Linked DNA regions of Homo sapiens: region 2 is linked to region 1. Evidence: chromatin loops called from intact Hi-C (ENCODE). Cell type or tissue: ovary. All regions are shown on one strand. Region 1 overlaps MPRIP (myosin phosphatase Rho interacting protein). Region 2 overlaps MPRIP (myosin phosphatase Rho interacting protein).

Region 1 (8,000 bases):
TGCTGGGTCATATGGAAACTATATGTTTAACTCTGAGGAGCTGCCAGACTATTTCCCAAAGTGGCTGTGCCATCTCACATTCCCACTAGCACTGCGTGAGGGTTTGGGACTAACTTTTTAAATTGTATTTATGTACTGCTTCTAACCAGCACTCTTGGAAGACAGGTCCAGGTACGTACTGAGGACCTGCTATAAAATAGCTCCCTTTGGCCAGGCGCAGTGGCTCATGCCTGTAATCCCAGCACTTTGGGAGGCCAAGACGGGCGGATCACGAGGTCAGGAGATCGAGATCATCCTGGCTAACACGGTGAAACCCTGTCTCTACTAAAAATACAAAAAATTAGCTGGGCGTGGTGGCAGTCGTCTATAGTCCCAGCTACTCGGGAGGCTGAGGCAGGAGAATGGCGTGAACCCGGGAGGCGGAGCTTGCAGTGAGCCGAGATTGCGCCACTGCACTCCAGCCTGGGTGATGGAGCGAGATTCCATCTCAAAAACAAAACAAAACAAAACAAATAAACAAAAAAACAACAAAATGAAAACAAAAAACAGCTCCCTTCGATTGTGGAGAGAAAGGAACACTTATACACTGTTGGTGGGAGTGTAAATTAGTTCAGCCATTGTGGAAGACAGTGTGGCAATTCCTCAAAGACCTAAAGATAGAAATACCATTTGATGCAGCAATCTCATTACTGGGTATATACCCAAAGGAATATAAGTCATTCTATTATAAAGACACATGCATATGTATGTTCACTGTAGCACTATTCACAATAGCAAAGACACGGAATGCCCATCAATGATACAGACCAGAGAAAGAAAATGTGATATATATACACCATGGAATATTATGTAGTCATAAAAAAGAATGAGATAATACCCTTTGCAGGGACATGGATGGAGCTGGAGGCCACTATCTTTAGCAAACGAACACAGGAACAGAAAACCACACAGCACATGCTCTCACTTGTAAGTGGGAGCTAAATGATGAGAACATATAGACACATGGAGAGAAACAACACACACTGGGGCCTTTCAGAGTGGGGAGGGTGGGAAGAGGGAGAAGATCAGGAAAAGTAACTAATGGGCATTAGGCTTAATATCTGGGTGATGAAATAACCTGTACAACAAACTTCCATGACACAACTTTACCTATGTGACAAACCTGCACTTGCACCCCTGAACTTAAAAAAAGAAAAAGAAAAAGAAAATAGCTCCCTCCAAGTCTCAGTAGTGCAGTGTTCCCCCTTCCCCTGCTGCCGATGGGGAAGCAGCAACAACAGCACCAGCACAGGCGCAGGGCACAATGGTGCTCATGTTTGCGCCCATGCCCTTGAATACCACGCACTGCTGCAAACTCTTCCCGTGTCCTCTCACTGAACATTCCGAACACACTATGAGGCAGGCACTACTGTCACTCTCATCCCGCAGACAAGGAAGCAGACTGCTAAGAAGCTAGGTGCAGTCATGCACCGCACAACGATGTTAGTCAACAGCTCCCTCTATGTTTTGCTAGGTTTGGATACATCAATACTTGCCACTGTGTTATAACTGCTTGTGATATTGCAGTATATGCTGTACAGGTTTATGGCTTCGCAGCAATAGGCTCTACCACAAAGCCTAGGTGTGCAATAAGCTGTACTGTCTAACTTTGTGTAAGTGCACTCTAGAATATTTACACAAGGACCAAACTGCCTGAGAAAACACATTTCTCAGGATGTGTGCCTGTCATTAAACAACGCAGAACTGTAATTTTGATTTAAGGTCACAATGCTAGGAAGTAGCCATGTCAGGATTCAAACCCAGGCACTCTGGTTCCAGAGCTGGTCCCCCTGCTGCTCTGCACTCAGCAGCATTTCCAGACTGAACAGACTCAACCAATGGCTCCAGGGAGCCCCTCAGCCAGCACCTCTCCCCTCCCCTGCCTCTGCCTAGGGGGCAGGATACAACCATCTGTGTCTGGGTAGGCCTGAATCTTGTGCTGCGAGAGTAAGGGCAAATATCTAGGCTGTAACCCAAATCCAGCCAGAAGGAACGCCTCAGCTCTAACGCTGTCAGCAAAGCAACTCTGATGAGCTTCCTGCCCTAATTCTATACCTCCAGAGGTCAGGAATCCAGGTTTCCTAGGAGGCTGAGCTTCACCTAGTTTTGTTTGATTCATTTTCCAAAAAAAGAGACGGCCCTCTGTAGGCCATCGACTCTGCTATGTCACCAAGTTATGGGTTCAGCCCCCACATAGCCCTCCAGCTATCTGGAGCCTCTGGTCCTCTTCTGGGCTCCACCCTACCCCAGCTAAGGGGCAGAGTTGCTACAGGCTGCAGATTGTTTAGGCAGGAGGACACAGGACTCAGGCTTCTCTCCAAAGAGATGAGCACACCCTGCTCCTCCTGCCGGTCCTCTGTCCACAGGCCCATGGGAGGCTGGAAGCTCTGTGCACTGCAGCCAGGGCATCTTGTCAGAGGCCAGAGTGACCTTCCTGGGTTAGGATAATACTGCTATAGCAGCCTCTCCAACCGGGGACTCTCCACCACACCCCTGGCCCAAGCAGAAGCACTTTTGGGAAAACAGGCCTTTGTTTCTTGTTGACCCCATGAGTGTGGGAAGGCAAGCTTCTAAGAGCCAGAGGGAAACAAGAGGAAAGTAAGCAGAAATATGGTGAGAGGCTGTTTGGCGTTATCATCAGGAGGACCTTCCTTCCAGGCAGCTGCTGTTACAGAACCAGTCGCACGTGAGACCTGGGTGGGAGTCTTCCCTTTATCCCCCAATCCCTCATTCAGACCAGAAAACAGAGACCCAAGAAACAAAGGCTTTCCCCTAGGGCAAAGAATTACTCCCAAAATCTCAAGGTCAGAAAGGGGATTTCAAGGTGAAACCTGACTTCCCCCCACACCTGAGGTCCTGAGACAGCATGTTTCACAAACTCATCCAACCAAGGCCCACATGGAACACCACATTCACACCATGATGAGCACACACACAAGTGCACACATGCACATGAAATGGAAAACGGTGAGTCAGTATTTCTACCATGTGCACTGTATTTATTATTTTTTCATATGCACTGTGACCCACTTAAGGAGTATGAAAAGCTTTGTCTGCAAACTTTGGGGCTGAGCGGTCGCCTTGCTCATCTGCACTCTGGCAGGGACAGGCAGCTCGGCACGTTCTAGGGAGGACACAGGGAATTGCCTTGCAGTAGAAGCAGGAAGTGTATTCACCACTTCCTGGGTGCTCACTGTGGCCAGGCCCTGAGTAGCTACAGGTACTGATGACAGCTTCAGGAGGCAGGCACATCATTGTTCTGACTTTCAAATGTACAAGCTGGGGCTCCAAGTGATTATGGGACGTGGCACTCTGTGGGCCACCCAGAACAAGTGTGGTCCTCTCTGACTGGCACCCTTGCCCCTCTCTCCTTGGCATCTTTCCTCCCTGGACTTAACAATTGTTTGCACAAGGTCATGCCTAAGTTTATCAGAGAAACTGTAGGCAGGGCTACCCAGCCTGGACCACGTGGAGACTTGCCCAGCACGGCCCCTGCCTTCAGCCTGGCACTTCACTGAGCTATGGCCTGATTAGGCAGCGCCCAGGCAGGAACACCACCTCCCTCCTCCCTTGGGCTGGTGGGCTGTGCTGCAGACATGGTCTGGCTGCTCGAGCCAGGTCTAAGGAGAGGTCCTTCCTTTCTTTGGAATTCAGGACATTGGCTCCAGAGTTTTCTCAGGAAGGAACACAGCCCTTGGGGAGCACCAGCTGAGTTCCTAGGCGCCCCTGGAACCCACATCCTGGGAGGCACAACACAGGAGCAGGGCTCATGGGGGCTGTGTGGCTGGCTCAGGTCAAAGGTGGTCTCCCGGCTCTTCTTGCTGCAGCCAAACTGCTTCTAGGAGCCCGATCTAACAAATCACAAGCCCCTCTCTTTTGAGGAGGTGCTGGTGACTACCCCAAAGGCCATCAAGTGTAGAAAGGGCACTTAACTCTTGGCCCAAAGTCCCTCTGGGGCTGCAGACCTCCCCAGGGAGCAGCACTCTCCACAGACAGATATCCCCAAAGCCCAAGTCCTCTGAGGAAACTGGAAAGAGCCGCAGAAAAGGGGTCATGATCCCATGCAGGCCCAGAGTAAGCAAAGCCTCTGCCTGGCCTCTGTGCCACAACTCAGAGAAGTGTTAGGCCAACCACGCCTAGGGACTGACAATGGGCCTAGCAGGTACCCACCAGGCAGAACTCCCTTCCCCCTTCCCAGTCGTCACCGCCAGTCCTGGTGTACTCCACAGTCCTCATGGTTCAAAGGGCAGTTCCACAATCATCCTCCACACTGTAGCCTCCTGAAGCTGCATGGAACAGCCCCTAGGCTGGGCTGAGCCCTCATCCCAATGCCTGTCCTCAGGTGTCAGGTCTGATTCCAGGTCCTATCACCTCCTTGGGAAGGGAGCCATGATTCTGCACTCTTCCCCACCCTTCAGGTGTCCCACATGAAACCTGCATGCTACAACCTGGCAGACCCCAGAGAGGGTCCTGCAACCCCAGAGGGACTTTGGGCCAAGAGTTGGATGCCCATTCTACACCCGATGGCTTTTGGGGTGGTCCCCAGCACATCCTCAAAAGAGAGGCTTGTGATTTGTTAGATCAGGCTCCTAGAAGTAGTTTGGCTGCAGAAAGAAGGGCCGGGAGACCACCCCATGACCTGGGCTAGCCACACAGCCCCCGTGAGACTCCCAGGACCTTAGGCAGCTTTGGCCAGCCAGGGCTACCTAGGCTGGACCTACAGCACAGGCCAGGGAGACCAGCTCATGGGGCTTCCATCAGCCCAGGACAGGAGGAAGAGCTGGAGCCACAAACCACTGCTCTCCCAGCTGTTTCCCTCTGCAGAAGTTCTGAGATCTAAGGTAGACTCTAAGCAATCTGTTTTCAGAGCTCTCTAGCCAAGAAGAGCCTACCCTTGGAGTCAAGTCCTAGCTCTGCACTCACTAGCTCTGTGATTCTGGGCAAGTCGCAAATTGTGAGCCTCAGTTTCCCTAATGTAAAATGGTAGTAAATATAGGCCTCGTTTTGATTGTAAAGTGGTGTAGCTATTGTGGAAAACTTTAGCAGTTCCTCAAAAAATTACAGACAGTTTCCATATGACCCAACAAGTTGATTACTGGATATATACCCAAAAGAACAGAAGACAGGTACTCGAACATATACACAAATCATATCGTAGCAGCATAATTCGCGATAGCCAAAAGGTGGAAACAGCCCAAATGTCCATCAGTGGACAAATGGATAGACAAAATGCAATATTCATACAATGGAATATTATTTTATTCAGCCATAAAAAGAATGAAATCCTGACACATGCTCCAACATGAGCAAACCTTGGAAACATCACGCTAAGTGAATGAAGCCAGTCACAAAAGGACACACACTGTGTGACTCCATCTTGGTGAAATGTTCAGAAAAGGCCAACCCATAGAGAAAAAGCAGAGGAGTGGTTGCCAGGGGCTAGGGGAGGGGAATGAGAAGTGGCCTAATGTTTTGGCCTAGAGATTTCCCTTTGGGGTGATAATCTACCCCCTTCTGTCACAAGACTACAAACGATACTGCACAGCTGAAGCGGGACTCGAGCTCAGGCTCGGGATGGCACACCCGTGCCGCCTGCTGCTTCTCAGTGCACATCACCACTCTCCTACCAAGCAAGGGTGGTGGTCAGAAGACGATGGGTTCAACAACTTTCCTCGAATGTTTGGGAAGGAGGGAGGACAGTGTCGGGCATGTTCCGTCTTCTACCCTGTGGCAGAGAGGCAGGGCTCAGTGGACTGAGGAGCTCTGGGCATCATGGGCCACCGTCTTCTGCAAGGGGAGGGGGCACATCCTCTACTCAGAGACCATGGCCATCTACTTGTGCTAAGATGGCTGATAAGGGCTCTTGAAAACAATGGACCAAGCCGAAGGGTCAATCCAAAGGCAGCTGAGTACCGTGCAGATTCTCCCTGTGCCTCTCTGGCCCTTGCCTTGGGGCCCTGGGGAGCACCAGAGGCTGGTTTCCCAGGCCACATTCCAGGGGAGAGCAGGGTCTGCCCCTCTGCTGAGCCCCAGGCTGACAGCACCTGGCCCCAGACACTACCTGCAAAACATTTCTGACCCCTCTCCCCAGCTGCAGATGCATGCGGGGCAGGCCCTTTCCCACTGCCCACCAATACAGACTGGGGACTGGCAGGACGGAGGCCTCAGACCTGTGATTCTGGGAGTTCCGTGGGAGGCTTGGCTAGATGAGGCCAGCTGGGAACACCTGGTACACAGTGAAGAGGCCCATGGGTTCTACCCTCCTAGGCACAGCAGTGCTGGGAGCCTCAGAATGATTCAACAGGAACAGCCCCAGAACCATTCTTCATGAACATAGATCCGGCCAAGCCAACCCACAACTCAACTGCTCCAACAGCTCCCAGCCCAAGCTCTGCTCCCTGCACCAATTGCCCCACCTTGCCTCCTGGACCTACTTGCTGGCCTGGGAGACCCACGGTTACCCGCTGCACAGAGCAGCCTCCTTTATCACTGTCCTGCCGGAGAGGCCTGCCTGGCACATCTCCCCTCCTGGATCATTGTCCTGTGCTCCCTGAAGGGAGCCCCTGTGCAGAGGCCATGGCCCATCCACAGGTCTGCCCAACTGCTCTGCATACTAAGCCACAAGGTGCCTGATAAAACTCCTTGTATTTACTCTATACACCTAGGTCAGCACCTTCCAATATGTGCTTCAGTAAACATTTCTGAATGATGGAACAAGCCAACCCTGCTAGATTTATATTATAGATTTAATTATAATATAAATATTTGATTTACTTATATATGTAATAGATACGTTTTATTTATAAAATAGAAACCATCATTTTAACCAAAATCCCATATTCATTAAGGGTTAACAGGATGACACGTGTGCAAAGACCAGACAGTGGCAGGCTCTGCAGGGCATGAGGTAGAGAAGCTGTCTGGAAAGAGATGCAGGCCCCTGAGGAATGGCCTTTGCATGATCAGCACCTAGGCCACCAAGTCCATGGTGTTGGTCTGAAGCCACCACCCCAGCCTTGGGCCAATGACTCTGCTGCAACCAGCAGATGGTAAAGTTGTGAGATGATGCTGCATGACTCCATTTACATCAAGCGTCCAGGACAGGCCAATCGATAAAGATGGGAAGCAGGAGGGGAGGAGTGGCGGTGGCAGCTAAGGGATGCAGGGTTTGTTTGGGGGTTGATGAAAAATGCTCTGAAATTAGATTGTGTTGGTGGTTGTATAACCACGTGAATATCCTCAAAGACAATGACCTGTACACTTCAAACAAAACAAAACAGAACACTGCACAGATAACAGGGAGAAACCACAGGCTCAGCAGCAAGCAGGCCAGGCCTTCCAACAGGCCTTCATGGCTCCATCACGAGAAAGAGCTCGCCTCCCTGCCAACCCAGGCCTGGAAGGCCCTCTACACCCCACCTCTCCCTAACGTCTGGACGTGGAAACTCAGGCCCAGGCTTCCTAACTCCTAGCCCACCACAGCATGCCGCCTCCATCACAGAAGAAGCAGGAACCATGCAGTCAGGGCCAAAATCCCGAGGCCCTACCTTTCCTTCCCTCTACTGGAATGTGACAGTGGGTGTCACCACAGACGCAGAGCTACCGCTCCCATCCCAAGTAGGCCCTCTTCTAAGATTCAGCTCTGGCCCCAGAGACAGTGCATGCTTTCTGAGGCATTCGTGGATTAGCAGGAGGGGGCCTCCAAGATGTGCAGCATCTGCTAATGCCAGCAGCAACAATGCAGTGTGGGCCTCGCCCCAGCCTTGGTGCTGCAGTGCGTGGGCTGGGCCTTCTGCTACAAGTGACTTTGTGGGATGCTGAGGAAATGACCCGTTCAGGGCTTTCCCAGGGGCATAGTTAGAACCACTAAACTACTTTTTTTTTAACGGAGAAAATAAGAAAACAAGGACCTTTTTCACTTGCTGCCAAGACCAGGAAGTTCCTCCTCACACCTGCTACGC
Region 2 (8,000 bases), 43 kb after region 1:
TACTTCCAGCCAAGTCCACAATCGGTGCTCACCTCCAGTACACTACCCTGGAGCACAGACGTTCCCATAGCAAAAACCCCCTATGCTCTAATCATGATGTACAAATATGCTCACCGGAAAGAATGAAAAGGAAGACAATTCTTTTTAAGTAGGAACCAGTGAGGTGACAGTTGATACAGGATTATGGTACCATCCTCTTAATTCACCCCAGAAACAAAAGTAGAAAACATATCACATCACAAAGGTTAGGACTCGAGTACAAACACGCCCACTTCTGACCTTTGCACATGTGAGCTGTAATGACCACCCAAAAATCCCAGGCACCCCCGCCACCCCCTGCCGCAGTCTGGAAGGTACCTCTAGGGACAGTTATCTCCACTCATACTTCCAGAGTCTGTCTCGCCCCTGCAGCAAAGAAACAAACTCTGGGTAGGATAGGCAGGGGCTGCCTATTTTACATAGTGAGACTAGGCTTTCCAGGACAGTCCCAATTTTAAAATGCTGCACATATGGGCACACAAACATTCACCCACCAAGTGGAACTGGAAAAGGCGATCAAATCTCGCATCTTCAACCCTTTACAAAGTTTGGAATGCAGTCCTACTTTAGATTAATTAGGAGAGACTAATCTCCTTTAGAGAAAAAGTCAGGAGATAAAATGGGTGGAAAAAGAAAAGCCAGAAATTCCACCTAGTTGATTTTCAGGTTTGGCCTCTGGGGCAACAGCAGCAAACACTCATCCAGCCCAGGAAGCAACTGGAAAACCAGGGAGGTGGGGAGGAGGAAGAAGCCTGTCTGCCTGGTTTAGTGACCAGAAGAACGATGACCTTGTGACCAGGAGGCCTCTGAAGTCAGCTCGGAAAACTAAGCCAAGCTCAAATGAGACAAGCAAAACCAATTACAGTCGCAGAATTGACAGGCAACCCCAGGACTAGGTGCGTGAGCACATGTGCCAGCCCCAGGGCCAGCCCCTGCCCCACGCCCACAGGTCCACAGCCTGCACACGTGATCCAGGACTTTGCCCTTGCTTTCCCCTAACCAGGAGTGCTCCAGTGAAGTCCACACTATTAGCCTTCAACAGAAATGACTTCCTCCCTCACTTCTTCCTCTCACTCAAGACCACAGAAGATGATGTTTCAAACCAAAGGTCTGGGTTTTTAAAGCTGTCTCCAGCAGGTGCCACAAGTTCTTCAAAACATTCCACACTCCCAAACAGACACAAGCAGGAGCACATGGCTGCTGTGCTCTCACATGACAACGCAAGGGCACTGTAATGGAGGGACTTGGTGAAGGCTGGGGACAGGGAGTGGGCAAGGATAACACTTACCATCTCATCCAGGGCGTAGCGCAAGAGGCCGTGCTCGTAAAGGATGAAGAACCGTCGCTGCCATTTCTGCAACGGAGCACAAGGTGGGTGGTTAGGAGGATCTGGGTCCTGGCCCCAGAGCTTGGCTTCTGGAGTTCCCACGTCTGACAAGTCCATATCTAAGGAAGGTCACTCCACAGATTCCACTTCTGGGGCAGGTGGCAGGAAAAGAGGGACCCGAGGCACAAGAATGTTGATTCATCAGCCAGGACTGGGCTGGGAGACAGGCCCAAATCACATGAGTGATTGAGGCTTAATAAGAAGTCTTTTTTTTTTTTTTTTTTTAACACTTGGAAGCTCCTCAGGAGCAGAAACAACGTGTGGTTACCTTTTTGTATTCCTGATGGTGCTCAGCATAGAATGCATCACATGACATGTGTCAATATTTATTTGATGAATGATCTGACATGACATGGAATAATCCAGGAATGCCAAGGCATGGATTCACCACTTCTGAAAAAACCTGGGAAACTGCTACAAAAGGGGTTGTTCTGATGATCCACTGGCAAAGAGGAGGCACAAAAACAGCCAGGCTCCAGAATTCACTGAGGTGAAATGAGTTAATGAAAATCAAAACAGAGGAGCAGCAAGACCAGTGGAAATAACTCCAATATCCAAGGAGTGACCAACTGGCACAGATCATCCCCCGCTCTACTCTCCCTCCAAAAGCCAGACCACTGGGAAGTGTCCACGGCGGTCAGATGCCATCAGGAGCTGAAATGAAATGGACTATGCGGTGTATGTCTTCCTTTGTGTGGGGAGAAGGGACTTGTCCATAATGCGAGTCTGCTGGCCCAGGTCATGAATGACAGGCACAGCTCCCAGCCCCAAATCATCACAAGGGTCCATGACCTATTTTCAACATTTCAACAAGCCCAATCCAGCCTGGGCAGCATGGTGAAACCCCGTCTCTACAAAAAATACAAAAATTAGCTAGGCATGGTGATGCACGCCTGTAGCCCCAGCTACTCAGGAGGCTGAGGTAAGAGGATCACATGAACCTGGGAGGTCAAGACTGCACTGAATCGAGATCATGCCACTGCACTCCAGCCTGGGTGACAGAGCAAGACTCTGTTTCAAAAAAAAAAAAAAAAAAAAAAAGCAAAGAGCCCAACAATACTCAGAGTTTAACTGGCAGTGAGGCCACGTGAACTGACTATAAAAGCACATCTCTCTGCTTTGGGCCAGGGTTATCATTTATAAAAAGACTCCTGTCAGAGGCTGGAAATGGCAATTTTGTACAACCTTGATATAAAATAGGAAAGGGAACTACTCCCTGGAAACTGCAGCCCAGCTGGACCAGTGATGCCTGAGTTCTCCTGTCTGGGTGGCATGAACAGGGACTCAAAGGGCCTTGCAAAGAGGCCTTGTAGAGGGCTGGTCTATGCTGGGTGTGTAGAGGAGGCCACCTGAACATGTTTCCCAGGAACATTTCCAAGGGCCTTATGTGCAGCCTCTGAAATCAAAACCCATTCTAGAAGCAATCCCAAAGAACAGAGACACAATGCAAGGCCTGTGGGACCAGAATACACAGCCCAAGGCCCCTACTCCAAAGTGTAATATTCAGGGTGGGGAAAGGATGAGCAGCAGAAACTAAGAAGAAGAGGAAAGGGAGCTCCCGGGGATGGAGGGGGCTGAGTGGAAGCAATTTATAGGGTGCAAGCGGCAGCACTGTAAGAAAGTTTGTGAGGAAGGAGAGTTTTGTAACCGGAGTCAAATCCAGAGGGGCTTCCTGGCAGAGAAACAAACCACAGGTCAGGCCAATGATGGTCCCAGCTCTAGCGGGGCCCTGCCCTGGGCAATGCACATTTTAGTAAGAGGTAAGCCAAGGCCTCTGGGCCCCCAACCCTTCACTAGTGCTAGTGTGCTGAACCCCTGGCTCAGGAAGAAGGGAGGTGCTACAGGGGCAGGCCTTGGCATGGAAGGAATTGGGAGCTGCTCGGTATAATGCAAACCTTTAACTGCTCTTTTGCCTCTTCCATTTTACTGTTCCTAGAGTCAACCTGACCCACAAAACAGGCAACACCCACATGAGAGCTCCTCATTCTGAAGGGAGCACTACACACAACTATGTATAATTGAGACCTTTTCTGTACAACGTACAAGTGCACCAAATGGGGGAGCCCTGCTGGTCCTGCTATCCCAGGATCCACTGTTCAACTCTCCATCTCCCTCTTCCACTCTGCCAGTTCACCCTTAGATGGGTCCCTTCTCTGGTTCCTCCCTGAGAGTTGGCTCTGATGCCCTTACCCGAGACCGGTGCACTGGGTTGTCAAAGTCGGTCCCATCTGGAGCCAGGAGCAGCCAACCGCCATAAATGGGTTTTGCCTAGAGGAGAAAAAAGAGGGCAGGTCACCAGCAGCCTTCAACCCAGAAGAGAGAACAGGTCAAGTTAACAGCAAGCACTCGCTGGAAACAGATGTTGCCTCTGCTCTGCAGAGGTCATGACACCTATTTCCACTGCGGTGCGTCTGCAGCTGCTTGAGAGTCAGAGGCTGGCGGGGATTCTGCAGCATCCGGGGTGGAGAGCATACAGGCCCTGGCAGGAGTGTGAGAACCTGGAGAGTACAGGATCCCCTAAGACATGCTGTCTCCTGCAAGTTACTGATCAAGCCACCAAGATCAGGAAAAAATGACATGTTATTCAACAAATATGTGAGTGTCAGTGTGTGCCAGGCGCCAGGAAATAGGACATGAACAACACAGTCAAAAAGCTTCATCCTGAAGATACAAAACAGGGCCTGGAGAAGAGACTGCTTTCGTGATCAAAGCCAGCTCTGGCCAAAGAATCATCAACTGACTGGCTGTGTGACTGCGTGCAGAAACTCTTTGAGTTCAAACTCTCCCATTTGAAAAGTGAGAGTGATGACAATTCTACCTAAACCTCATGACTCTGATGTGAGGACTGATGAGATAATGCAATCAGTAAAACCCAGCACAGGGATGTAAAACGGTGCTGCCACCTTGGAAAAGTCTGGCAGTTCCTCAGAAAGTTAAAGGCAGAGTTACCCTAGGGCCCAGCAATTTCACCCCTATGTATACACACCCAAGAAAACGGAAAACAGGGGCTCAAATAAATACCTGCACATGAATGTTCATAGCAGTATTATTCACACCTGCCAAAAGGTGGTAACAGCCCAAATATCCATGGACAGATGAATAGATGAACAAAGTGTGATGGGTCCACACAAGGGAACATTATTCAGCCAGAAAAAGGAATGAAGCACTAACATACACCACAACACCGAGGAACCCCGAAAACATGATGCTAAGTCAAAGAAGCCAGGCACAAAAGCCCACATATTACAGAATTCCACTTATGCAAATGGTCCAGAATAGGCAAATCCACAGCACAGAAAGCAGATTAGTGGTCGCCAGGGACTGGAGGAAAGGAAATAAGGAGAGACAGCTAACAGGTATGGGGTTTCTTTCGTGGGTGACTAAAATATTCTAGAATTAGACAGTGGAGATGGTTGCACAACATTGTAAATATGCTAAAACTCACCAAACTGTATACTTTAAGAGAGTGAATCTTAAGATATGTGAATTATAGCTCAACTTAAAAAGCTGCACAAAGAACACTGAGCACAGTGTCTGGCCTGTGAGGTCTCAACAAATGTGAGGCACTGCTATATTTTACCAGCCACAGAGTCCCCACTCCCCAGACCACGGGAGGAGCTCAACAAGGGGAATCTAGACAGACACTCTGGCTCAATCTCCTTCCTCAGCCACACCCAGCTGGCGAGAATGCATTGGAAAAGGTACAACCAGTCCCATTTATCCAGTGCCTTTCGGAGGGCGGTAACACAAATTAAAACCCAAGTTCTCTGACTGCTGCTTACACACACAGGACCCCTCATGGGTCCTCCTGATGTGCTTTTTATTCAGTGCTCTCCAAACTAGGAGGCCCCACCACACTACCTCATTTGGTAGCTGCAGACCGTGACTCAGAGAGGGCAGGCCACGTGCCAGAGGCCACACAGCCTCCAGGCTGAACCAAGAACCCCCCTTTACTTGGCTTCCGCCTGCAGGGTCCTCAAGGTCCCCAGGAGCACTGGCTTTCCCCATGAATGGTGCAAGTGGAGCTGTGTGCCTGGGGTCGGGGGAAAGCTGCAAGGACAGGAGAGGCTTGCTTTGCTGCAACAGGGGAGTGGGTGTTGGCTGCAGACATAGTCCAGGAGGGCCAAGGAGTATGTGGTGGAAATCCCACCTGGGAAGGCAGAAGCAAAGGCGAGGAGAGGTCTGTGCTCTCTACGAACTCCAGCTGTGCCCAGCAAACCTCAAGGTGGGCACACACGCTCGGCCTCTCCACACCCCACCCAGGAGTGCACATCCTAAGCAGACCCCACCCAGAGGCCTTGCATGGGAAAGCCGGAGCTGGACAACTCCCTGTGTGTATCTGGACTCTGTGACTCCCAGCTCGGCCTCTCACCGGCCACAAGTGCCCACCTGTGAGGCCAGAGGCTAGCCTGCCAAGCCATTCCTCTATCTCCATCTTGACTATGCGCCACCACCCTGGCCTCTGGAGGCAGGGCTTGGGGTGTCATCACATAATCAGCTACATTTACCTGACCTTTCTCCAGGAGGAACTGTGGGGAGCCAAGGGATCAGCATCTGTTCCCTCAGAACCCGAGCCCTGGTCTCAACCCAGGCATCGTCAGCAAACCTCTGCTCAGGAACCCCGTGTGCATGGCCCTGGGTGCTGTATACCAGGGAGCCTGCAGCAGCCACTTTGCTTGGCTGTGACTTCCTGATATGGATCACCACAGAGGGGACTGATGCAGGTGGGCGGGCGGCGCAGACACAGAGCAGAGAGCGAGATGTAGGGCCTCTGGGTGGAGGAGCAGGCTGGGATGCAGGTGACACCCCACCCAGCGTTCATCAAAGCAATTCCAGAGTGATAGAGAGCAGAGGAGTGGCTGCCTGGGGCTGGGACGGCGGAAGGGGTTGGTGACAGCCAAGAGGTGCAGGGTTTCTTTTGGCGATGATGTAATGTTCTAAAAGTGACTGTGATGATGGCTGCACATCAGTTGGAATATCCTAAAAATCATAGAATTGTATCATTTAAATGGGTTAAACGTATGACGTGTGAATTTTATCTTAATAAAGCTATTAAAAAAAAGCCCTGAAGGTAAGGACCCCATAGATAACAGGGGGAGGCCTGGGGTGGAGAGGACTCTCTGGGCAGGGGCGCAGCTGATGCACAGGTGCAGAGGCAGGAATGATGGCGCCATGGGGCCATGAGGAGCCATCTGTAATTACTGAGAACTCACTCCTCAAGTCCAGGGAGCCAGGGACAGGAACTGGCCAGCTATATCACCACCACTCTTGCCTCTCACAGCCAGCCACGTGGGCTGCGCAGCCTCCCCCAGCCTCCTCAGCTCCCCAAAACCTGGCCCTCTCTACCATCCCTCAGGGCTTCCCCGAAATGTCCCTTCCTCAAGGGGACAGTCCTGACCCTCCCCCTCAGTCTCTAACAACTCACTTCTGCCATTACCGTCACTGCACATCACAGAACTAATTTCTACCTACCATTTCATTATGTACGTAATTACATTGCTATGACATGTCTTGCCCCCCACCCCCACCCCAGAACCTTCGCTCCAGGAAGGCAGGGATGGGGTCTGCCTAGCCCTGGCTGTGTCCTTGATCCTGAGGCAGGTGTGCAGAGGGAGTGGAGGTGAGTGCCCACCGGCCTAGGCCAGCAGTGGGTGGGTGGTGCCCTCTCTGAGTTACCTTCTCCTTACATAACCTAGGTCCTGACTCAGACAACCTGTCCTCATCCCCAAGGCGTGGGAAAGGCCTCCCAGGAAGAGCTGCTGCTTCTCTATGTCTCAGACTATCTAAAACTGCTGCATCCTCCCCCGCACAGCAGACCACAGTGTCTTTAAGTGCAGCAATGCCCACGGGCAGAGGCTCCCACGCACGCCCACCTGGTCCTGGGGCAGCACCTCTAAAAGGCCCTAAAGTATTCTCTTCCAGACGGTCCTATAATAATCTGAAACTGGGACACTAAAACAGACAGCCCAAAAGGCAGCAGGCAGGAGGGAGTGTGCTCTGGAAATGCTGCGTGGGTAGGCTTAGCTTTGCTGTTTTCTGGTTGAGCTGCTGGGCATTTTGGAGGGAGGCAGGAGAAGCAGGTATCTGTTGTTGACATGGGGGATCTGAGCTGGGCTGTAAGGACCCAAAGGATGGGGCCCGAGTCCTGTTTCAAGCAGCCCTGCACACAGGGCCCCTTTCTATGCAGGTCCTCCCAGAGGATGCATGTGGCTCCGGATCCCATATAAAAGTGACCACATGAGAGACTCCCCCGAGCTACCTCCTCTCCAATTAAACTCGGCCTTCACTCATGACCCACACAAGTCGGAGGCTCCACTTCTGGCTGGCCTCTAGGAAGAGGCTGCTGGTGGTCTGGGTGTGCCTTCAACCTGAAGCTCTTTCAAAAACAGTGCCTTGAAACTTCTGCTTCCTGGACGATGGGGCAGATGTAGATTTCTCCTGCTAAGTACAACCAAAAACCTGGGGCCATCATGTATAAGACAAACATGAGAAGACTCTGAAAGGTGGAGAAAAAAAGGTAAGTGGGCCAGGGACCCAGGATCCAAGGAAGGACACCGTGGTGACTCTCCCAGGC

Evidence for each region. Hi-C counts contacts between places; a loop is a spot of excess contacts. Peaks named below come from ENCODE experiments on the same cell type or tissue, not always from the same donor. Only the 100,000 strongest peaks of a DNase experiment are listed, where the experiment ranks them.
Region 2: a loop joins it to region 1, with 6 times the contacts of the local background. A loop is called at or near these places in 4 of 110 quality-filtered maps.

What each region holds. Positions count from the first base shown.
Region 1 is chr17:17,114,861-17,122,860 of GRCh38, reverse strand. All of the region lies in intron 3 of MPRIP (myosin phosphatase Rho interacting protein), which reads right to left. Among named protein-coding and RNA genes, the nearest start is that of MPRIP, 76 kb to the right of the region's middle. RefSeq lists an enhancer at 3,106-3,631. In ovary, no CTCF peak of the experiment used is centred here; a DNase peak (open chromatin) is centred at 3,195; H3K27ac peaks cover 2,239 bases.
Region 2 is chr17:17,071,404-17,079,403 of GRCh38, reverse strand. MPRIP (myosin phosphatase Rho interacting protein) reads right to left here. Exons shown (of 24, transcript NM_001364716.4): 2 at 3,617-3,694; 3 at 1,328-1,393. Among named protein-coding and RNA genes, the nearest start is that of MPRIP, 33 kb to the right of the region's middle. RefSeq lists enhancers at 6,198-6,724, 6,725-7,250. In ovary, no CTCF peak of the experiment used is centred here; a DNase peak (open chromatin) is centred at 3,893.